Linked DNA regions of Homo sapiens: regions 2 and 3 are each linked to region 1. A link is an interaction called in ENCODE POLR2A ChIA-PET data of the cell type or tissue named here. Cell type or tissue: PC-9. All regions are shown on one strand.

Region 1 (8,000 bases):
TTTTACTTGGAAATTCAGATAGGACTTTTTGTTAGTTCTTGAGTTTGAATTTTATACTGTCATCATCTGGTTTTGGTGTCCAGATAATACTGGCCTCATCGAATGGGTTGGAAGTGTTCCCTCCTCATTAGTTTCTTGAAGAGATTGTGGAGAATTGGTGCTAATTCTTTTGGAATATTTGATAGCATTCTCCCCTGGAACCATCTAGCCCTTGCAGTTCTTTTTTGTTTTCTGGGAGGCTTTTAATTAGGAATTCAAGTTTGTTGTTGTTGTTGTTGTTGTTGTTGGGTTTTCTTTGAGACAGAGTCTTTCTCTGTTGCCCAGGTTGGAGTGCAGTGGCACAACCTCAGCTCACTGCAACCTCCACCTCCTGGGTTCAAGCTATTCTGCCTCAGCCTGCGGAGTAGCTGGGTCTACAGGCACCCGCCGCCACACTCAGCTAATTTTTGTATTTTTAGTTGAGACAGAGTTTCACCATGTTTGGCCAGGCTTGTCTCGAACTCCTGACCTCAAGTGATCCACCCACCTTGGCCTCCCAAAGTGCTGGAATTACACGCATGAGCCACCGTGCCCCGCCAGAATTCAATGTTTTCGTAGGGGTAGTTATTTCATCTTGGGTGAGTTTGGGTAGTTTATGGTCTTCAAGGAATTGATTCATTTCATTCGTTGTCAAATTTGTATGTGTACAGCTAAAAAACAAAATTGAAGTATCTACTTTTATGATGACTTTCAGTTTGTAGCATATAATCCATAATCAGAAACCTACAGTAGGCAGGAGGATCACTCGAGTCCAGGAGTTTGAGACCACCCTGGACAACATAGATCCTGTCTCTACAATTAAAAATAAAATAAATCTCTCTCCCCATGCATAGCACTGGGTCAGATCCTTTGCATGGGTCATCTCCTTGGTCTTCAACACGAACCTGCAAGCTAAACATAGTAATCCCCATTCAACCCAGAAGGACACAAGCTCTGCCCAAGACTACCACGCTGGGAAGTGGCAGAGAAGGGATCAGACCCAGAACTCCAAAGGCCATTCTAAACCCAACTGAGCTGACCAAGGCCCCAAGTTCCCTGGCCCAGCCCTCAAACTTGCCCTCCAACCCCAGCTCCTTCCTCGGCCAGACATCACACTGAGGGCATCTGCAGGCCACACCTGGCCCTTAAACATATCCTTTTTATTACTTTTAAAATTTGTTGCCAGCATTTAAAATCAGGATATTTCACATACAAATCCAGCTTTCTGGTTTCTTTTGAAAAATCAGAAGATCTGGGCATGCTGCACCCACAATCCCAAATGGCATCACTTGGCTGCAGCTGCCCAGAAACCACCCCCTATAAATGGCTCAGGTGTTCAGTTTGCCACAGTCCCCTCATTCCCTATCATCTCCCTAACATTAATGTCATCATGTTTCATTTTCTTCATAACATTTGTCACTCTCTGAAATGAAATGTTTCTTAGTTATTTTCTTGGTTTTTTTTTTTTTTTTTTTTTTGAGATGGAGTCTTATTCTGTCGCCTAGGCTGGAGTGCAGTGGCACGATCTCAGCTCACTGCAAGCTCTGCCTGCTGGGTTCATGCCATTCTCCTGCCTCAGCCTCCCAAGTAGCTGGGTCTACAGGCACCCGCCACCGCACCCGGCTAATTTTTTTTTTGTATTTTTTAGTAGAGATGGGGTTTCACCGTGTTAGCCAGGGTGGTCTCGATCTCCTGACCTCGTGATCCACCTATCTCGGCCTCCCAAAGTGCTGGGATTACAGGCGTGTTTCTTAGTTTTTTATGCCCTTCTCTGCCATTAGAATATAAGCTCCTTGAGGCAAGGGACTTTCAATATCTGAGAGCAAGGAGACAGCATTGCAAAGTGGTCAAGAGCAGAGGTCAGCAAACTACATCCATCCTATGGGCCAAATCTGCTCCCTCCCCACTCCCCCAGCTTGTTTTTTTAAATAAAGTTTTATTGTAACAGTCACACCCATTCGTTTACATCTTGTCTATGTCTGCTTTTGTGCTACCGCAGCAGAGTTGAATAGTTATGATGGAAACCATATGGGCCACAGAGCCTAAAATATATGCTTTCCAAACCTTTATAGAAAAAGTTCACCACCCCTGGTCTCAAGAGCCAGACTACTCAGATCCAAAGACAGCTCCACTTCCTAGCCATGTGACCTCAGACAAGTCACTTTGCCTTCCTGTGCCTCAGTTTTCACCTCTGTAGCATGGATGTAATAACAATAATACTCACCTTATAGGGTCACTGGGGGAGGATTACATGAGTTAATACATGTCGAGTGTTTGGAGCTGTACCTCCTATGTAGTAAAGAGTTTTTGTAGATAAGCAAATGACACTTTTTTTTTTAATTGACAGATAATAATTGTACACATTCATGGGGTACATGGTGATGTTTCGATGCATATAAAGTATAATGATCAGATCAGGGTAATTAACATATCCACCATCGCAAACATTTCTCATTTCTTTGTGTTGGGAATGTTTAATATCCTCCTTCTAGCTATTTGAAACTATATATTATTATTAAAATATTGTCATGAGTGGGGCAAGGTCAGATATAACCAGGTCCACGCACGTTTATGTCTTTCCACAAGGTCAGGCTTTCACTGATGCTATTTCAGTTATGAAAGCCACTAGCTAGAGGAAGACAAGAGAATGACCTGTCTGGAGTTCCCAAGGAGGCAATTCTCCTTAATATTACCCTTTCACTTGGTAGTCAGGGCCATGAGCACAAAAGGCTGAAACCACTCCACAAGTCAGTCAATATTGCAAACCATACATAATAGTATACTTAATTGATATATAAATGTTATAGATTAGAATTTCATGCCAAACAGCAACATTAGGCATCAAGAATAAAGGGGATATGAAAAGGGACTAACGGGCTGGGTACGGTGGCTCACGCCTGTAATCCCAGCACTTTGGGAGGCCGAGGCAGGCAGATCACTTGAGGTCAAGAGTTCAAGACCAGCCTGGCCAACATGGTGAAACCCCCGTCTCTACTAAAAATACAAAAATTAGACAGACCTGGTGGCACACACCTGTAATCCCAGCTACTTGGGAGACTGAGGCAGGAGAATCACTTGAACCCAAGAGGCAGAGGTTGCAGTGTGCCAAGTGCACTCCAGCCTGGGTGACAGAGTGAGATTCCATCTCAAAAAAAAAAAAAGGTGGGGGAGTGGGGGGCCTAATGAACCAGTCCAAGGAGAGTGACATGTAGAAGGAGAGAGTCCTGATCCGGGCACTTGCCAGTATCTTCCAAGAGTCCTTTATTTGGGCAGAGCCTTCAGCTTCAAATTCTGGGTGCTGATGACAAGTGACAGTGAGACAGAATGTGTTAAGATGTCAAGCTGGTGAGGTCCTGCTCATTTTATGACCCTTGAGTCCTCTGGTGAGGACTGGTGGTAAAGGGTTACACCCTTATCTGGTTGGGTGTTGTCTCTATTGATTAGGTAGACATCTGGACTCTTGTTGACTTGATGACTTTTAAAATGTAAGATGGAGTCTTTTTCTAAGATGGAGTCACTTATGTCAAGGGTGTGCTATACATATAGTATCTTTTAAAGAGCTGCATCTTTAGAAGCACATTGCTGGTTATGTAAGATGTTCTATCTGAGGAAGTGTGCTGAAGTGTGACGACTACTAATAATAAGCAGAAAGCACGTGGTGTTGATGGGGATGTTGTCAATGCTGATGGCAGCAGCGGGCACTTGCTGGGCATCAAACCCTGTTCTGAGTCCTTGGAATGACTTTCCATAAACAAACCCATCTCCCATGTCACCACATGCCCCTCAGCCCTGGGCAGTGACTCCTGTTAGGGTGATCATCTCATCCAGGTTTGTCTGTGACTTTCCCACTTGTAGCACTGGAAGTCCCAAGACCCAGGAAACCCCTCAATCCCAGGCAAATCAGGAGAGTTGGTCACTCTACTCCATATCCACAATCCATTTTATCTATTTATTTGTTATTTTTGCCTTTAAATTTATATCCTAGAAAAATACTTTAAAAGCTGCTAGACATGTCCAGCTGAAAGAACATTCTTCAAAGATTAAAAAAAAAAAAATTCTAAGAGGCTGAATAGTTGCACAAAACCCCAAAAGAGGAACCGGTTTCAACATCTTTCTTTGTTCTCTTAAATTTGACCATGATTTCATCATTTGTCATGAGTTTGACTCTTGTGATTCAGCGATGATGGAATGTATCCTACAGTCTTTTGGTTAAGTTTTTTTTTTTTTTTTTTTTTTTTGAGACAGAGTCTTGCTCTGTTGCCCAGGCTGGAGTGCAGTGGCACTATCTCGGCTCACTGCAAGCTCCACCTCCTGGGTTCACGCCATTCTCCTGCCTTAGCCTCCCGAGTAGCTGGGACTACAGGCACCTGCCACTATGCCCGGCTAATTTTTTTTGTATTTTTAGTAGAGATGGGGTTTCACTGTATTAGCCAGGATGGTCTTGATCTCCTGACCTCGTGATCCGCCCGCCTCGGCCTCCCAAAGTGCTGGGATTACAGGTGTGAGCCACCTGCCTGGCCAGTTAAGTTCTTGTTAGTACAGATAGACCCATTATCTTTTCTATTTTTGGTGTTCTCCCACAAAACTGTCGAAGAAGCCAAGTTTTTTTTTAACTTTACTGTTTAAACATGTGAATCAACTTATTTTTTCTTTATCAGCATCATTTTCTTGTCTTCCTCTAAAAAAAATTTTTTTAAACAAGCTGATCTGCCTTCCAAAAGTTTCCAAGTAATTAAACCCAATTAAAACCATTAAATTCTTTCTTTTAATGACAACTTTATTATTAAAAGCTAACCACAAGGAGGAGATTTAACTGGCAAAGCTCTCTGTTGTGTGTTAATCCATTCCTGACCTCTGGCTGACACTTCCAAGAGATAAACCCCACAGAATAGGGAGCTGGTTTAATGAACAGCTTTAATTAATACTTTTCTTCCTTGTGGCAGAGTAATTATTTGTTCAACTTGTAAACAGCTCCTTGGCGGTGATTTTTTAAAGACCCAGTTGGCTTGGATAGTGTGATGGTTTTGATGTGTTTTGTGTGTTTGTGTGTGTTTTTTTTTCTTTAAAAGAGAGAGGGGAGGAGATCTCCATTCCAGGATTGGTGCTGAAGCACATGTGTCCTGAAGTTCAGGACGTCAGGGTAATTGACACAGAAGAAAAGTGAGGCGAAGGCAGGCAGCAAGCTGCCTGTATTTTTGAGACATCTCCAGAGAGGGCAGGTCTGCAGACGGGCAGGTCTGCACTTTGCAGCAACAGTCTGCAAGCCCAGACAAGGCCCCCAAGGAGACACAAGCCCAGCCCAAATGCAGTCTGAGTGTTAAGAAAGGAAAGGGCCTGGGATTGCAAAGCGCGAGGCCAAACGCCTCCCCCGACCTTCCCTTCGCGTGGCACCTGAGAAAGGGGCAGCCCAGTGCAAATGCTAGGTGTGACCAACCAGGCCCCGGAGAAGCGATTCTGTGAACAAGGATGACTAGCCCGCTAGTAGTGCTTGCCGCAAGCCGCCCATGCATCCCAAGTGCTTTCCACCCATCACCTCCCTAACCTGTCTCAGGGAGGTAGATGCCGTGGGTTTTCGTGAGGTTAAGTGGCCTGTCCCAAGTCACGTACCTTCTAGCAATAAGGGCAGAGCGCAGATTGCAGCCAGCTGTCTGGCTGCAGGAGTCAGTCCTAACTACTGGGCAGAGCTGCCCCTTGAGACAAGAAAGTGGCACCTCCCACTCAGCTGGCGGGGAGAGACTTAGGTTTGTTTTTTTTCATTTAGTTCATCTCTTAGTTAGAAAGCTGGTTTCATTAACAAGTTAGAAAGTTAGTTTCATTGCCCACTCTGTAATTCCAAAGTTAATTTACTAACACTAAGGACCAAGCTTTTTCATTATTTTAAAAATCATTTAGAGGAGTGATTCTCAACTAGGGGTGATCTTGTCCCTCAGAGGACATTTGGTGACGTCTGGAGACATTTTTGACTGTCACAACTGGGTAGGCGTGCTACTGAATTTAGTGGGTAGAGGCCACGGATGCTGCTCAAATTCCTACAACCCACAGGATGGAACTACAACGTGGAATTATCTGGCTCAAAATGCCAACAGTGCCAAAGCGGAAAAACCCTGATTTGTAGAATCCTCAAATGTTTCATTCTTATATAATTACTCAGACTTTTCATTCTTGTAGAATGCTCAAATGCTCACTCTAGAAGCAATTTGTAAACACACAAAAGCAATATTAATGCACCCATCAGTCCCCACCCCACCCCCTCAAAATTAGGCTGAATCTCTTATAAAAAAAAAAAGTTAATTAATTAACTTAGTGAATTTGTTAACCAGGCCACCAGAAATTCTTCAGAAACACATCTAAAGTGCCACTAACTGTTCTCAACTGAACAGTTAGTTACGGATGAAATTGTTAGTACAAGAATATTTGAAGACAGTCCCCAAATTCCCAAACATCTACCTCTACTTATTATGCAAGTTTCCTTAAGAAAATGCTTATGTGGCCAAGCTCGGTGGCTCATGCTTGTAATCCCAGCACTTTGGAAGGCCGAGGCGAGAGGATCACCTGAGGTCAGGAGTTCGAGACCAGCCTGGCCAACATGGTGAAATCCCATCTCTACTAAAAATACCAAAATTAGCCAGCTGTAGTGGCACACACCTGTAATCCCAGCTACTCAGGAGGCTGAGGCAGGAGAATCACTTGAACCCGGGAAGCAGAGGTTACAGTGAGCCAAGATAACAAAAAAGAAAAGAAAATATGTATGAAGAGCACAAAGCAGATTAACTAATTTCACCCTCTGAGCCTCCTTGGGCTGAGGGATGTGTTCAGAGATCTCTGATGCCTCTTTGGGGCTCCCAAGACTCTCCTCCCCAAGGGCTCAGAGCTGTGTCTGAAGCTGGAAAGATAAGCAGACAGTCCTGGAGGGCTTAATCCTGGGACTGGGTTGAGTCCAATGCTTAAGATGTCAGAATTCAAGCTTCTTAGAGCAAGGGCCGTAGGCTTCGTGTTTCTATCTGGAAGGACTGACCGTGGCATCCCACCTGCAAGACCCTTGACAAGAGCGAAACAGACAGCTAGCGTTGCTGACAGACCAAGACATTATTCAGAGAGTGTTGCTGTTTTCTGAAAATTATCTTTGGATATGTTGCATTTGATAAGATTAATGGATCTAAAGAGGCCCTAAAGTTAATCTTTTCACAAACACACCTGTTTTTGACTCCTAGGGTGACATCCTAGAAAGACATGGGCTACAAGTAAGTGAGGGGAAAGGCTGGGAGCAGAGAGAGATGGTTCTGAGCCCTTCGGGGGCAGCTAAAATGAGCTGATTTCCAATCGCGGCCAAGGTGTCTGGTTCCCGCAGAGCCATTCCCGGCCTTTGGCAGGCAGCAAATGGCAGCTGACAAGGAAGGGATTTTCCAGTTAGCTTTGCCTTTTCATATCAAGTCCAGGAAATTAAAGACACACATACTCCACAGCAATAAGGGGAGACGGTTTCCCACCCTGTGGGCTCTCCTTTTGTCCCCTCCAAAGACCAGCATTGCAGTTATCAGAGAGGAAAGCCAGCCTGAGACCTGAGAAAAGAATCAGGGCTGATTTTTAGGTGGCAGCTGCCTGCCGTTTCTCCTCACTTTGGAAGTGTAATTGTCATTAAACATGTTGTTTGTTTCATTAAAAGTAGACATCAACAGTTACAAATCAGGCATTTACGAAAAAAAAAAAAATCTGGTGGTTATCTGCCCTAAGCTTTTTTTTCCTAATAAATCATTTCATTTTATGTTACTAGTTCCCATGAAGATATATTTATGAGTAAAATGGTTAAGATTTTGGATTCTTGAGTTAGACAGTCCTAGATTTGAATCCCAGCTCTGCCACTTATTGGCAGCGTGACCTTGGACAAGTCACTTCATCAGTCTGAGTTTTGATTTATCTGTAAAACAGGGAAAAGATATTTTGAGGAGGAAATGGGATAATGTACACAAAGTTCACACATATTC
Region 2 (8,000 bases), 94 kb before region 1:
AAGTGATCCCTAAAACTCTATTTAATGTGAAATCTCCTTATTCTTTTTCAATATGGACAATTGATATACACTCTCTTTGAAACACCTTGTGAAGCATACAAACACGTATAAGGCTGGCTTCATGCCCACATCTTGCAGTCTTGCTCCATATTTTAACTGAACCACAGGTCCCGAGATGTCTAGATGGGGCAAATCACAAGCTAAGTGGTGACTTGGGGAACCACACAGATCACCTCCTTTGGGTTCCCCCACCTCTGGCTTATTTCATCAGTGAGGTATGTTTCAGAGAACTTGAGTGATAGGTGTGGCCATAGTTGAGAGTGGAGCCCAGTGGCCTCCTCATGGTGAAATGGAGTCATTTCCCTATTTCTCTCCGGTGATGGCATCTTTCAGGCTGTCCCAGCCCAGCCAGTTTTGAGCAGTCTAAATCTTCCTGATCTCACTGCATCGGTCAAGACAGGAGCCAGTCTTGGCATCCTATGGGTTGTTGGACTGAGGCCGAGTTCCCTAATGTGAATCAGCAACTCTTCTGCACACAATGAAGTGGGTGAAGTTTCCCCATGCATGTCAGCATTCTCGCCCCTGTGCAACACCTCCAGCCTGGGGGGTCACTCTCCCCTCCCCTTCATGTGTGCTGGCAGGCTTGCTGCCTTTTGCTTGAGCTAAAGTCTTCTGAATTTAGAACGTATAGAGTTTAAATGGAGGGTCTTTCCTCTAGTTACATAACAAGTTAGATTTGGTCACCCCTATCTCCAAAAGCCACTGGAGGTAACAGGCGGAAACAGCTGGAGAGATTGAGAATGAGTTTGGGATCAGGAGGGAGTTTAGTTCAACAGCAATTTGCTAAGGCAGTGCTGTCCAACAGACCCTTCTGTGATGATGGAAATCCTCTGAGTGGCTGTGCAACGTGATAGCCCCTAGCCACAGGTGGCTACTGAGCACTGAAATGTGGTTAGTGCAACTGAGGAATTGAATTTTTAATTTTGTTTAATTTTAATTAATTGTAAATGCACCTACTCTATTGGGCAGCACAGGTCTAAGCAATGTTTCAAAGCTAACTCTTAAGTTGTGTTATGGACTGAATTGTTTCCCGCCCCTAAAATTCATATGTTGAAGCTGTTACCTCCAATGTGATGGGTTTTGGTGATGAGGCCTTTGGGAGGTGTTAGGGTTAAATGAGGTCATGAGGGTGGGGTCTTCAGAATGGGATTGCTGTTCTTATAAAAAGAAAGAGAGAGAGAGATCTCGACCTCCTTGTCTCTCCCTGAATGCACATACTGAGGACAGGCCATGCAAGGACACAGTGAGAAGGTGACCATATGCAAGCCAGGAAGAAGACCTTCACCAGGAATCCAACCAGCTGGCACGTTGACCTTGGACTTCTTGGACTCCAGAACTATGAGAAATAAATGTCTGCTGTTTAAGCCACCTAGGTGACAGCATTCTGTGACAGCAGCCTGCACTAAGACAGTAGGTTTTTCCTAGACATGCAAAAGCAGAAATGGAAAAGCTAATATCCTGAGCATTTTGTTTGTTTCTCTTTTGAAGATGCTTCACCTTCTTCTCTTCTTGCCCCCACTATCAGACGGATTTTCAAAGCAAAGCAGGTCTACGTGTGGCATCAGGAGCTGGTGAGTGACAGAAGCTGGTGCCTTCATATAGCCGTCATCCCAGTAGATATTAAGGGAGCATCTCCTCTGTGCCAGGCACTGTGCCAGGTGCTGAGAAAGCAGAGGTGAGCAAGACAAATACAGTCCCTGCCCCCCTGGAGTTCACACCAGGGATGAGAGATGGACAATAATCCAATGATGGCACAACACATGTAAAATTGTACCTGTAAAGCTCTAGGACACAGGGCCAAGACAGAGTCTGCAACTGTCTGGCTCCAAGCCTGTGCTCTTCACTCTGCCACTGGTCACAGATCCAGATGCCTCATGAGCCAGCCCACAAGGTCAGTGTGTGAAGATGGCTGGGTGGCCCTGTGGCAAACTAAGGAGCCCCAGCCCTATATACCGGGGTAGCCCCACCCCATTAAAGCTGGTTATTGCGATGCCATAGATTATTCAAAATTTAAATTAAAAAAAAACAAATGCCAGAAATCTTTTATAAGAAATTTCCCAATTAAAAAGACTTAAATTGGTAGCAACAAATTTTTAAAATAAAATAAAACTTACTGTGCAAGCCAAAGCACATGTACAGATTGGATTCAGCCCACAGGCTGCCATTTTGCTAACTGTGTTCTCTATCATGACCATGGAGAGAACTGATGTGAAGGCAGGGGACTCTGAGCTCAGAAGGGGAAGAAATGGGGGTTAGCATATTCAGGACAGGGTGTAAGAAGGCAGAAGGGCCACAGGTTATGGATGTGTCCTGTCTCAGCCACATCAGCTGGAAGAATAATGATGGCGTGGTTTCTAGAATTAAGAGTTGAAGTTGAACAAGGGCTCAGCCCATAGAAGGAGCTTATCGAAGACATGCTGTGGCAACTTTGCCTGGCCACCCTGTAGCTCGCCAGTTACTTTGATGGGCAGCCATGGCTTTTATCCATATTTTCAGGGCAGAAGACAGGTGGAACCAGAATGATGCCATAATGGTTGTAACCAGTGGGTGGCCAATTTGGGGTTGACATAACTGTATCTGCAGGGGAAGCATGATCAGGTCCTTCTTCATATTTAAGGCTTACCTACTCCTTTTACCCCTTCCTCTATAAGTAGCACTGCTGTCTCTTACATCCTTTTCCTCATACCTCCCATTCATTCTGTCTACAAGGTTACTAACTTCCTTATTCTCTATACTTAACACATCTTTACATTTTGCCCATATCACCCAAGCTCCTTGCCTACTCACTAAGTTTTTATAACACTTCTTCCAAGTTTCATTCACCCCATCTCTTTTTCTTTTTTCTACAACACATAATTGAACATCGTTAAATATTCAATTAAGAATTATTGAACACAGTACAGTTACAATTGAACATATTACAATAGCATTCTTACAAAGTTCTATGTATGTTAAAGCCCTGAAAAAAAATTCTGCTTGTAAAATGGACTGATGTGTTGGAACAGAGGTGAGCAAACTTTCTGTAAAAGAGCCAGAGAGTAAATATTTTAGATTTTGAGGGTCATAGGTCTCTGTCCCAATTACTCGTAACTCTGTCATTGTAGATTGAAAACAGCCATAGTCAATACGACAACGAATGGGCAAGGCTGTCTTCCAAGACAGTGTTATTTACAAAAGCAGGTGGTGGGTTGGATTTGGCTGAGCTCTGTGTTCTAGGGTCATATTATTAAAACCAGATCTTATCTGCCTGAATGTTTGGTTGGATATTTGAAAGTCAGGTGGGACCTGGGAATGGTCTTCCTTTTGCTGGACTCTCCACACATTGCAGAATGTCTGCACCTCTGTCACCTGCCCACTAAATGCCACTAGTTCCTCCAATAAAAGTGTCCCCATGAATTTCCAGGCACCCCCTAGGGGTACTGCAGCCACCCAACCACTGGTTTACACAGTGGCAGGTTCAGGCATGGGGAGAGGTGGCTGTGGTGTAGGAATGAACATCTGTCATTCACTCAGCAAACATTCACCAGCGTAGGCTCTGTTGCAGGCAGCATGCTAAGCATGGGCCACACAGCCCCAGGCTGACAGTCAAGCCACACCTTCATGGAATTTATATCCCAGGGAGGATACAGGCGGTGCATGAGTCTAGTTAACCTGCCATAACAAAATACCATGGTCTTGGTGGCCTAGACAACAGAACTTTATTTTCTCACAGCTCTGGGAGCTAGAAGTCCCAGATGGAGGTGCCAGCAGATTCTCTTCCTTGTGAGGGCTTGCTTGTATATGCTCGCTCTGTGAACACATGGCCTCTCCTCTTTGGGTTCACAGAGAGAGAAATCTCCGGTGTCTCCTTTTTTTGAAAGACAGGGTCTTGCTCTATAGCCCAGACTGTAGTGCAGTGGTGCAATCGTAGTCACTATAACCTCGAATGCCTGGACTCAAGCGATCCTCTCGTCTCAGCCTCCTGAGTAGCTGAGACTACAGGTGCACACCAGGCTGCTGCTGCTTATAAAGACACCAGTTATTACCTTGTAACTCTTATGACCTCATTTAATCTTCATTACTACTCTGGAGGCCCTGTTTCCAAATACAGTCACAATTGGGGGTTACAGCTTCAACATAACGAATCTGGGGGCCACAATTCAGTTGCAACACGCAGTGGGTAAGGAAATGAGCAAATGACAAGATGATGTCAACTGTGATGAGTGCTCCAAGGAGAATAAACAGGGAGATGTAACAAAGAGAAACCAGGAAGGACGCCAGGCTCTCTGAGGAAGTGACAGTGGAGCTGGCACTTGCAAATTCGGAAGAGCCAGCCATGGGTCACAAGTGTCGCCAGCAGATAGGAGGCCAAGTGGCTGAGGAGCCAAGGGGAGAGGGGTGGGGAATGAGTTGGCCGGTGCTCAGGCACCGGGAAGCCATGGGGTTCTAAAACAGGGCAGGTGATCTGGTTTGCATCTCAGAAAGACCAGTTGACTGCTGGGATGAGTGGACTATGGGGGGATGGCAAGGGCTGCAAGGAGGCCAGGAGGGAGTTCTGTCCTGAGACAGTGCCTGACCTGTCCCTAGCTCTCCCTTCCCCTCCGCTTCTCTAGGTCAGACACAGTGAAGCCAGTATTCACAAGTGTACCTGTGACAATGCCTGCCAGATCTCAGTGACCCCATTCAGAAAATTCTAGAATTATTACAACTTATCCTTTTACTCCCAGAGGAATGAAGGCCCAGAGCACGGCTTTGATGACGTTGCTTTTGTGTCACTTGTTTCTTATTTCATTTGTTTATCATTTTTATTTCTGACGTTTCGATGAAATGAGAACTGGGCCCACAACCAGGGTCTGCACCTGCACAATTTGTTGAAAAGTCATAGATGAAATCTCTCTGCCATCTGATCATTGGCAGGGGCAGGGGTGGGGGAAGGGGAGTGGAATGAGAAAAAGGAAAAAAAATGCACCAAATTTTAAAAACCAGTACAAACACACAAAAAATGCAGAGTCCTATCCAAGGAACAAGTCCCTGCCCTGCTAATTCCTTAGAGATAAAAGGAGAGCAGCCTGCTCCCAGCCCAGGCAGCCCAGCCTTCTGTTCAGGAATTGAAAGGGGTAATTAAGGGGTAGGGGAAATACAGCCTCAGGCAGGGAGCCATTTATTAGAGAGGCACAGACAGACACACAGACCCTGCAACTCCTCAGTTCAGAGAGGAGGCACAGCCAGGACAGAAGCCAGGCTGTGGGATGCTCAGTATGTACCCTTAAAGCAAACCAGATTTTTGCTGCTCCTAAAAGTTCAGGTGGTAAAGCGGGGACCAGAGTCCAGATTCCACCCACCTTTGAGTTATGTGCTTCTTTCCCTGGGCCCGGGGAACATGCAGGGAATTCCTGATTTTTGTATTATTTCCCATTCAGTAGCTTTACACATGTCCCAGGAAGGCAGCTTAGCCCCCTAGTCCTGAATCCACCTGCCTTCTTACACTGCTTTTTATTTTTCATACATTTATTTTAAACCACATCAGTGCTATTAGTGTGTATCTTTCCAGAACATTCTCTATGTATGCATTTACGAGCTTATTTTTCTTCTCACCAGTAGAAAATCCTGTTTTTTTAAACACAAGTAATATCTTGGTGTGCATCTTGTTTTATAAGTTGTCTTTTATATTTTTCGCCAATTAACATGTCTCGGAGATCTCTCAAAGTCGGTTCAAACAAACCCACTTTAGTCTCTTGTTTGGCCTCTGCAGACGCTGCAGTACTGCATCGAGAAAGCCAGATGCTGGGGTTGAATCTCCGCCTCTGCACTCACTGGCTGTGAGACTTGATTTTCTCATCTGTGAAATGGGGTTTATAGGAGTAGCTTTTGTGAAGCCTGGGACAAAGTCAAGTGCTTCCTTGCTTTGGCTATCATGGTTAGTGTTATGGATATACCACGGCATTTAGCCATTCCCCTTGAAATGGACAAAACTTCCCACATTTCACTGTTTTCACAGAGAAGCCTGCAATCTTGAATTTTGGTTGCTGCAGCCATTTGCTGTCCCCGTATGTGTCTCCCTTTGTGGCAACCAGGGCCCCCTTCCAATTCCCGCAGCAGGCCTCGCCAGGTCTCGCCACACTTTGCATCTCTGCTACTCCAGCCCTAAACTGCAGCCTGTAAGAACTGGCAGCTCAAAAAGATTGTGCAACCCCCAAGACCATAGCTCAGGGCCATCCCAGCTGCTGCTGCAGGTGAGCCCTAGCCGGCTGCCTGACCTTTAGGTCAGTGGAGTATTTTTGATCGCTTAGGAGCAAGAGAAGAGAGCCAAGAGGAGGCAAATACCGAAGCCTACTAGAGACAACCCAGGATCCCAGAAGTGTATTTCTAGAAGGGGTGATAGAGATCATCTAGGTCAGGGGTCAGTCCAAATAGGAAAAACTTCAGGCTTTGCAGGCTATACAGTCTCTGTTGCAACTGCTCAACTCTGCCAATGCACTGTGAACATTGTTATAGATGACACATAAACAAATGGCATGGCTGTGTTCCAATAAAACTTTATTTACAAAAACAGGTGACCAGCCCACAGACCATAGTTTGCCAACTCCTGATATGAGTTGGTCTAAGTCAATCCATCCCGGGGCCTGGGTGAGTTGCTATGGCTGCCTTTAGTGCTGTTCCTGACACTGAATCATACACAATGACCCAGAGTGGCAGGACTGTATTTCTTGCCCTTCTTGCAGGCAAGGTGTCGGGGAGAGGCAGTCAGCTAATTCTAGCCACTGAACTGAGAGTGGAAATGATCATGTCATGCCTAGGCCAGAGCATTCAATGGCCAATACAAGACTCTGCCAGTGTTCAAATTGAAGGCTGCTCCTTTAACTGGTGCCCTTGAGTGACTCCAGTGAACATAGTCCCTGATGATTCTCAATGGACATATAGCATGAAAGATAGATCAACTTTGATTGCATTCAAGCCAGTGGGATATTGGGGATGTTTGTTACCACATCATACCATAACCTCTCCTGACTAATTTATTGGCACAAGAGATTATTTTACATGGAACATGAAAGTGGCACTCAAAGTCATTGGGTCACATAGTGAGGAAGTCATTCCCCTTTCTGTCATCTTTCAGCCCTTCTGATTCAGTGATAAAGGGAGGAAGGAAGTCTCTATTTGATGCTGATATATCTTCAATGTGTCTCTAATCCCTGCAAATACTTCTTTTTAACAAGATGAGAGCAAACCCTAGGTTTAAGGTCTTTGGCAGACAACAGTATTTGGCTAGAATTAAAAACATTTGTTCCCTATGTATTTTTTGTGTTTTGTATTTATCATTAATGGCAAGTGGTATTGATTTTCTATTTACAGTAATAATATAAAGTCTTCTCAGACAAATTTATTTAAGTAAAAACAGTGAATGATTATACGGATAGGGCTTAGGACACAGGTAAGTTTCGCAAAAATGTGAGTCAACATTAAGCTGATATAAGGGAAATATTAAATAAAAGAATAGGCCAGGTAGTTTGAGGATATTTAAAAACTGTGTGGGGGCAGGGAGATGAGTAGAGTCTGGATGCAGGAATCTTGTTCAATATCTTCCTTGCATAAGTGTGCAAGTGGAGGCTTAGAGAGGGGATGTGCTTTGCTGTGGGTGAACCAGCTTCCCAGGACCAAGGCGAGGAGGGATCCCCAACTTTGCAATTCAGAGGCCAGGCTATCCTTGTGCCCGAGGCCCTGTCCCCACCAAAGTTAAAAGGAAAACTGAGGAATGCCAGTAAGTCAACAGAATTGCCTGGATGTGTTTCCTAAGACTGTCATAACAAAGCACCACAATCTGGGTCACTTTGAAGAATATAAGTTTATTGTCTCACAGTTCTGGAGGATAGAAGTCTGAAATCAAGGCATTGGCAAGGTTGGTACCTTCTGGAAGCTCAGAGGGAGACTGTCCCATGCCTCTCTCCTGGCTTCTGGTGGTGGCA
Region 3 (8,000 bases), 560 kb before region 1:
TTGACAGCTTTGGAAGGGTTATTTGCAAAGCCAGTGGAGAGGGAAAAGGCCGCAGGAGTCAGGAGCGGGAAGGGAGGAGCTGGTTCAGCAGGGACCTTCCGGGGGAGGGAACATATTGCCAATGGCTGGGCCCTGCTGAAAGCTGGTGGGGTCCTCCCACTGCTACAGTCCTCCGCTTCTGTCTCCTTCCCAGCTGGCTGAGCACTGAGGCCCACCCCTGAGTCCTAGGGTGTGTCTGCTGCTTCTCTCCCCCGAAGATTCTGGGCACGAAGTGGGGTCCAGAGGGAAGGGGAAGTTCCTTGCCTCTGGAGCAAATTTTGGAAAGTAGTCACTAAGGCAGTGTTTCCTGAGATTGTCTAAGTGCAGGAATCATCCCAGAGTCTCTGCTAAATGTATGTTCCTGGTCCCACTCAGAAAGATCTATTCAGAGACTGGGGAGTGGGGTCAGCGTGCAGGAGTCCTGCATAGAGGCCTTGCCCGCCCCCTTGCGGCCCACCCACATCCCGGGGCCTCTGCTGGGAAATGCCCAGACTCACCATGTCTTTGACCAGCAAGTGTCCAGAGGCGAAGGCGATGGAGTTGGGGGGCGTTGAGACCGGGAGCATGAAGGCAAAGGAGCAGCCGACTGTGCCCGGAATCATCAGATACAGGGGGTGCACTCTCAGGCGGATGGCCTGGGCCAGGAAAAGGTGGGAGAGACCCGGAGAGAGACCAACGCAGAGCGACCACAGCAAGAGGGAGAGAGAGAGAGAGAGGCAGTTGGAAAGAGGGACACAAAGACGTAGAGACAGAGAGACAAAGACATCCATAGAGATTGGCAGAGTGGCAGAGAACAACAGGGACAAGTGAGAAGAGAGAGTTAGAGAGACAGAGAGAGAAAGGCAGTCAGAAAGACACATGCACAGGCAGAAACAGAGACAAGCAGGTAAGAAGAGAACCAGATCGAGAGAGAGGTGGAGAGAACATTCCCAGGGTTAGTGACATTCAAGGGCCACACTGTGGTTTGATCAGGGATGGGCTGGGGTGGTGTACCTAGAACACTCCTTCTCCAATGTGAGAGTGCAGAAAAGCACTTGGAGGGCTGGTTAAAGCCCACATGGCTGGCCCCACCTCACCCAGAATTGCTGATTCAGCAAGTCTGGGGTGGGATCCAAGAATCTGCATTCCTGACGTGTTCCCCCGGTGCTGCTGGTCTAAGGACTGTACACTGAGAACCAGGGCTTTAAAATACTTCCTCTGCCTGCTCCTTCCCTCAGCCAAACAATCTCAACCCAGAGTTGGCCTCTGGATACCTCTTGTTGGGGGCATCCCTGGATTTCAGTGAGAAAGAGAGCTCATGAGAGCATCTGTTGGCAGCTCTTCCAAATTTCTAAGACTGTGTGTATCAAACCCCCCTATGAGCTGGCCTCAGCTAGTGGGCCACCAGTTTGTCACCTCTCCTGCCTACAATTCATACTGATCACTTTTATGGCGTTTTACTTAAATAGGATATTTTTGGGCCTTCTAGGGAATTTTTGCAACCCAAAGCATATTTATTTTCTCAAAAAGCTCTAAAATCACCCCCTTGCATGTAAAATGTTTTTTGATTTTGATGATAAGCAAAGTTTACAAGAATGTGTCATTTACAAGTGTCTTTTCCAGCAAAAGCTGCCCCTTACAGACCTGGCTGGGTTCTATGCTCCGTCTCCGTCCCCATACCCCCTATAATACTCTCATTTCTCTCAGTGACCAGGTCCCTCTGAGGACTCCCACCCCATACTGCTATAAAATGGTGAGCCACTTTGGAGGGCAATTTCCTCATCTCTAACGACATTTTAAACGTACATGCTCTTTGACCCAGGAATCTCAGTCACAGGAATTTCTCTAGATGTAATCAATGAATGCATAGACAAGGCTCAGGTGACACGTCATTGTTGAGTAACAGCAAAGTCTGGAAATACCTATATTTCCATTGGGCAGAGAGATTGCTTAAATAAACCAACAACTGTCCATTTATAATGGAATATTCTCCCGTCATTGAAAAATAACACAGTGTATATCTGTGTGCTAACACAGATAAATTGATGCATAAAATAAGCAGACAGAAACCAAAGACAAGGTGCTGCAGGTATGTGTGCTGGGGCATCACTGTTTGCATACAAAGCATTTACTTGCATCATTGATTTAATTTTATCAGCGTGGGTTACATTAAGGTAATTACATGGTCTGGTCTTTAATCTGTTTAAATATAAAACTATATTGATAGTTTCCTTTTTAAAACTCCTAGTATAAAAGCTACCTGATCATGTGTATATTGTTCTTTTCATTCTGTCATGGTTTCATTTTGCTATTTGCATTTCTTTTTACAGGAGATTGAATTATAGCTTTCTCTTCCCTTGCTCTCCTTACCTGGTTTTGGGGCCAGGGTTTTGCTAGCTATAAATTGAGTGGCCATGTCTATTTTTCTATGCTGGTGAACAGTTTGGGTGAGTTGGGAACTCTCTGTTCCTTGCAAATCTGCTAGCTCTCACCCAGCAAACCACCTGGGGCTGGTGATTTTGTTTTTGTTTTTGTTTTGAGACAGGATCTGGATCTGGGTCTGTTGCCCAGGCACCTGCCACTAAGCCTGGCTACTTTTTGTATTTTTTGCAGAGATGGGGTCTCACCATGTTGCCCAGGCTAGTCTGAAACTCCTGAGCTCAAGCAATCTGCCTGCTTCAGCCTCCAAAAGTGCTGGGATTACAGGCATGAGTGGCAGAGCCCGGCCTGGGGCTGGTGATTTTTAGCCCAGGAGTCATCAGCTGGGTAGGGGGAAGGATTTGTTCCCCTGACGGGGATATTTGGGAATGCTAGGAGACATTTGGATTGTCATGATTTAGGGAGGCGCCACTTGTCTCTAGTGAGCAGAGCCCAGGGATGCCACTACACACCCTGTAGTGCACGGATCAGCCCCATACAGAGAATGATCCAGCCCCAACTATCAACAGTGTTGAAACCCCTGCTTTAGAGGGAGGCTACTGCTTTGCTTCCATTAGAATTTCTCCTATGGCCATTTGTTTACTCAGATTTTCTACTTCTTCTTCATCCAAAATTGGTAATTTACCTGTTCTAGAAAACTCTCCATGTCACCATGGGTTAATTTTCCCAGAAGAGAGAATTGGGAGCACTTTGAAAATATTTACTCTATGTATACATTTTTTGAAGGAAAACATCCAGTATTTAAAAAAATTGTACTGTGGTTCTGATACGTTCATGTATTTTGGAAGACAGCAATGGCAACTGTGGCCCCCAGTGAAGGTCCCTTGGCGGGGGAAGATTTCTGAATGTGTGTTGGGGGAGGGGTGCTCCCCTCTTCCCCAGAAGGACCCTCACCAGCTCTGCCAGGACCGGCAGGAAGATGATGATGGTCGCCGTGTTGCTGGCAAACTCAGTGAAGAAGGCGATGACCACAGTGATGAGCAGCACAGCCAGGGCGGGGGGCACATTCTCCAGGGGGTGCAGCTGCCCACCAATCCATACAGACAGCCCCGATTCCTGCGGAGGGAAAGGCATTCCTTCATACCCCAGCCCATCCCCAGCTGCCGCCCCCCAGAGAGGGTTAGGATAGATCACAACAATGACGACCATACCCCTTCCCAGATGGGGAGACTGAGGTGCAGAGAGGGGAGGTGACGTGTCCAATGTCACACATTCGAGCCAAGGTCACACATCTGAGCCAGCAGCCTCTCTACTTCTCGAACTGCTCTCCACTCTATCTCATACAGGCCAGGGACCCAAACCCCTGGGTCTCCAATAATCCATTTGGTTCTAGCACCCCTAAGCACCGATTTAAGTGGGAAAGGGAAATCAAACCAGACCCTCAGTAGTAAAACTTCTCATCCCTCCAGTGAAGGTTATTAATTACCCAAATCATAATAGTTACTTATATAAAATATTCATTATTTTTATAATTATTATTTAATAATATATTAATATGTATGAAATATATATACAAGACTTACTATATATCATATATAAAACACGTATCAGATATACATCAACTACAACACAATCAATGTAATTATCAATAATAATGGTATTTATACGCCTGTAATCCCAGCACTTTGGGAGGCTGAGGTAGGCGGATCACTTGAGGTCAGGAGTTCGAGACCAGGCCAGCCAACCTGGCGAAACCCTGCCTCTACTAAAAATGCAAAAATCACATGTGTGCCTGTAATCCTAGCTACTCGGGAGACTAAGGCATGAGAATCGCTTGAACCTGGGAGGGAGAGGTTTCAATGAGCCAACCTCACGCCACTGCACTCCAGCCTGGGCGACAGAAACTCTGTCTCAAAAGCTACATATATATATGTATTTGTATATATACACACATACAGTAATAAGGATAATTACTACAATGATAATACTACAAATATTAACGTTGCATTATTATTCATTGTCGTAAGAATCACCATTATTGAGGCTTTACAGGGGACCAGGCACCTGCAGGCATTAGCTCCTTGACTCCTCCCAACCATCCCAAAAGGTAAATATTGGTTCCTGTTTTACTGAGGAGGAACTTCAGCCTGAAAAAGTTTTTGTGACTTGCCCAGGATCCCTAAAAGTAGTGCCTGAGACACCCATCTACCTCCATAAGATGTGTGATTCTGCAAAGCTCCCCGCAAATCAGCATCTTCCTCTGGACCCACCAGTCTGTCACCTTGTCTGTAAATTAAGAGCAATGCCCAGTGCTGACTCCAGTCCTCCAGGGCAGAGACGGGTAGAGAAGTTCACCGAGACTCCACTCGCCTGTCAGTGCTGCAGAATTATTTGGGTGCTCTCTCTGCTGACTTCTCCAGAAGCTACCCTATTTACCAGTGTATAACATCTAGAATACTCTTCCGCACCTCTGTCCTCTCACCATCAAATGCATCCTTAAATAACTGACCCAACACATCATTATAACCACAAAACGGCAAAGCTGAGGATGTCAAAATATGCTCAATGCTGTCCCCTGGTGCAACTGTGATGCAGCAAGATCACAATAAAGCCACCGTTTGCTTAGACCTAGAACAAAGCTGTAGGTTTTGGAGCTGATCTAGGGCAGAGCTGGGTTAGTCCATTAACATTCAGAATCCAATGTATTGCTACCATAGCCCTTTTATCAATCCAGTATACCAAAGACACTTTATATATATATTTTTACTTTTAATAGAAAAGTCCCTGCTTACTCAGAACTTAAAAATTTCATAATCGATTCTAGAAGACAGCATACAGGGCCAGGCATGGTGGCTCACGCCTGTAACCCAGCACTTTTAGAGGCCAAGGTGGGCAGGTCGCTTGAGGTCAGGAGTGCGAGATCAGACTGGCTAACATGGTGAAACCCCATCTCTACTAAAAAAAAATACAAAAATTAGCCAGGCGTGGTGGTGCACGCCTGTAATCCTAGCTACCCAGGAGGCTGAGGCAGGATAATCACTTAAACCAGGGAAGCGGAGGTTGCAGTGAGCTGAGATCACGCCACCGCACTCCAGTCTGGGTGACAGAGAGAGCGAGACTCCATCTCAAAAAAAAAAAAAAAAAAAAAAAAAATAGAATAGAGCATACAGTTTTTACATAAATAAAATAGTACACTTGCCCCTACAATTTGACTTAAAAGTTACCTTCAATGTAAGAATAATAAATGCTTAAAAATATTTGTCCCCAGAAGAGTCCTCATGAAACTAAGGTGTTTCTGGTACACCTGCAGTTTGTCTGCTAGCCTGGGGAATACGGTAAGTGGCAGCGTGGAGGCCACAGCCCCTAACCTGGCTGCAAGGAGTGCTGCAGGGAGAAAATGGGACCTCTGGTTTTTCCCATAGGCCACAGCTCTGGCAAAGAGTCTGACCTGACAGCTCTGTGCGCAATTAAAGGGAGAGGGGCTAGAGAGAGGGAATATTAATGACTCGGGCAAGTGAGAAGCCAGGAGCTGCCCCGTAGCTGGGCCTCTGAGTGACCGGGCTTCCAGCCAGCATCCTCGCAGCCACACAGGCCTTGGCACAGCTCCAGCGCTGGAGGGAGGTCTGGCAGCTTCCTAAGAGAGGAAAACGCCTGTTGCGTAGGGTTCTACTGGGGACTCTAAAGGGACTTCACCTGCCCTTTCCCATTTTATTTTATTTATTTTTTTGAGACAGAGCCTCACATTGTCACCCAGGCTGGAGTGCAGTGACACAATTATAGCTCACTGCAGCCTCTATCTCCTGGGTTCAAGCAAGCCTCCCACCTCAGTGTCCTGAGTAGCTAAGGCTACAGGCACACAACACCATGTTTGGCTAAATTTTTTTAAGTGTTTTTTTTTGTAGAGACAGGGTCTTACTATGTTGCCCAGGCTGGTTTGAACCTCTGGGCTTAAGCGATCCTCCTGCCTAGGCCTCCCAAAGTGCTGGGATTACAGACATGAGCCACCATGCCCCAGACTCTTTCCCATATTCTTAGGAATTGGAAGCTTTGTTTCCTTGGAAACACACAGCCCCACAGTATTCCCAGGGACTCCAGGGACCAGCAACAGCCAAGGTCAGAGGTGGCATGGCCAGAAGGTGAAGAGAAGGGGCTCTGGAGTCAGACTGAGTTTGCTTCCCAGCTTAATCTTTTCTAGCTGTCACTTAACTTCCTAGGCAAGTCACTTAACCTCTCTGTGCTAAAATTTCCTTATCTGTAAACGAGGGATAATGATAGTGCCTGTCCCAGAAGGTTATTGTTGGGAGAAAAGGAGTGAATCTATAAAGGGCCTAGGAAAGTGGCTGGGCGCTTGGTTAGCGCCTGCCATAACCAGTAGCATGAAGTCACAAGATGCCTGAAGTGATGGAACTCAGAAATCACCCAGCACAGTGGTTGTCAAATTATGTTCCTTAGTGGCCTTGAAGATGACCAGAAGTACCCAAGGCCACCTTGCAAAAATGGGAGGTGGGGAGATGGAGTTGGTACAGTGATGTTTCCCTCTTCCTCCTGTTTTCTTACTTCAACCAGGTCCTCTCTTCTTGGTGTCTTTGATATACAGTAGAGGAGCATCTTATAAGGGGGTTTGTTATGGCATAAGTTCAATATTTGAAGTCAAAAACTCCTGTGGCCAAAATACCCTTGAAAATCTTTTAAAAGGCTTTGTAAAACACAACGGGCTCGGCTGTGTGCATACAACTTTGTATAATAATTCCTAGGTAAAGAGACCAGCGAATTTGATTAAAGGAAGGAAAAAAGACAAGGCTTTATGTACATGTATAAACATTCAAACCACTGCACCATTTACAAGCTGTGTGACTTTGGGCAAATTAATTAACATCTCTGTTCCTTGATTTCTTTAAGCGATTGCAGTAAGGATTAAATAAGTGCACACGAAACACTCTCTGTACTTAGTAAGCACTGAATATGATCTATCATTTAATTTAACAAAGCAACATAGTGCTTACTCTGTGCTGGGCACTCTTCTAAGTAATTTGTAAATATTACTTAATCTTCATAGCAACCTCATGGAATACAGACTACAGATGCTCCTTGACTTACAGTGGAGTTATGTCTCAATAAGCCCATCACGAATTGAGAATATTGAAGTAGAAAATGCATGTAATACACCTAACCTACCTGTTCACATCATAACTTAGCCCAGCCTACCTTAAATGCGCTCAGGACACTGACATTAGCCTACATTTGGGCAAAATCATCTGGCAATGCTATACACTGTAGAATATCTGTTGTTTACCCTTATAATTGCTCAGCATCTACAAGAGAGTGTCCCACCACATATCACAGCCTGGGAAAAGATCAAAATTCAAGATTCTAAGTACCCTTTCTATTGAATGCATATCACTCTTTCACCATTGCAAAGTTGAAAAATCGTATGTCGAATCGTTGTGAAGTCAGGAACCATCTGTACAATTATCTCCATTTTATGGTTGAAGAAACTGAAGCATAAAAAAGCTCAGTGATTTGCCCAAATAAATAATATGACGTGCCCTAGTAAGATTCAGAATCTGGATCTTAGTCATGTCATTAGGCTTGTCTGTCCGATA

What was found. ChIA-PET counts read pairs that join two places held together with the same protein. Peaks named below come from ENCODE experiments on the same cell type or tissue, not always from the same donor. Only the 100,000 strongest peaks of a DNase experiment are listed, where the experiment ranks them.
Region 2: POLR2A ChIA-PET joins it to region 1 with 11 read pairs; 2 of 35 experiments call an interaction of 5 or more read pairs at or near these places.
Region 3: POLR2A ChIA-PET joins it to region 1 with 15 read pairs; 2 of 35 experiments call an interaction of 5 or more read pairs at or near these places.

What each region holds. Positions count from the first base shown.
Region 1 is chr20:47,120,816-47,128,815 of GRCh38, forward strand. All of the region lies in intron 9 of EYA2 (EYA transcriptional coactivator and phosphatase 2), which reads left to right. Among named protein-coding and RNA genes, the nearest start is that of MIR3616, 42 kb to the right of the region's middle. RefSeq lists an enhancer at 4,909-5,422. In PC-9, no CTCF peak of the experiment used is centred here; DNase peaks (open chromatin) are centred at 4,136 and 4,916; H3K27ac peaks cover 1,680 bases.
Region 2 is chr20:47,026,859-47,034,858 of GRCh38, forward strand. All of the region lies in intron 5 of EYA2 (EYA transcriptional coactivator and phosphatase 2), which reads left to right. Among named protein-coding and RNA genes, the nearest start is that of EYA2-AS1, 130 kb to the left of the region's middle. In PC-9, no CTCF peak of the experiment used is centred here; DNase peaks (open chromatin) are centred at 393 and 6,503.
Region 3 is chr20:46,562,878-46,570,877 of GRCh38, forward strand. SLC13A3 (solute carrier family 13 member 3) reads right to left here. Exons shown (of 13, transcript NM_022829.6): 11 at 3,352-3,513; 12 at 537-674. Among named protein-coding and RNA genes, the nearest start is that of OCSTAMP, 16 kb to the left of the region's middle. RefSeq lists an enhancer at 5,495-5,996. In PC-9, no CTCF peak of the experiment used is centred here; a DNase peak (open chromatin) is centred at 1,884.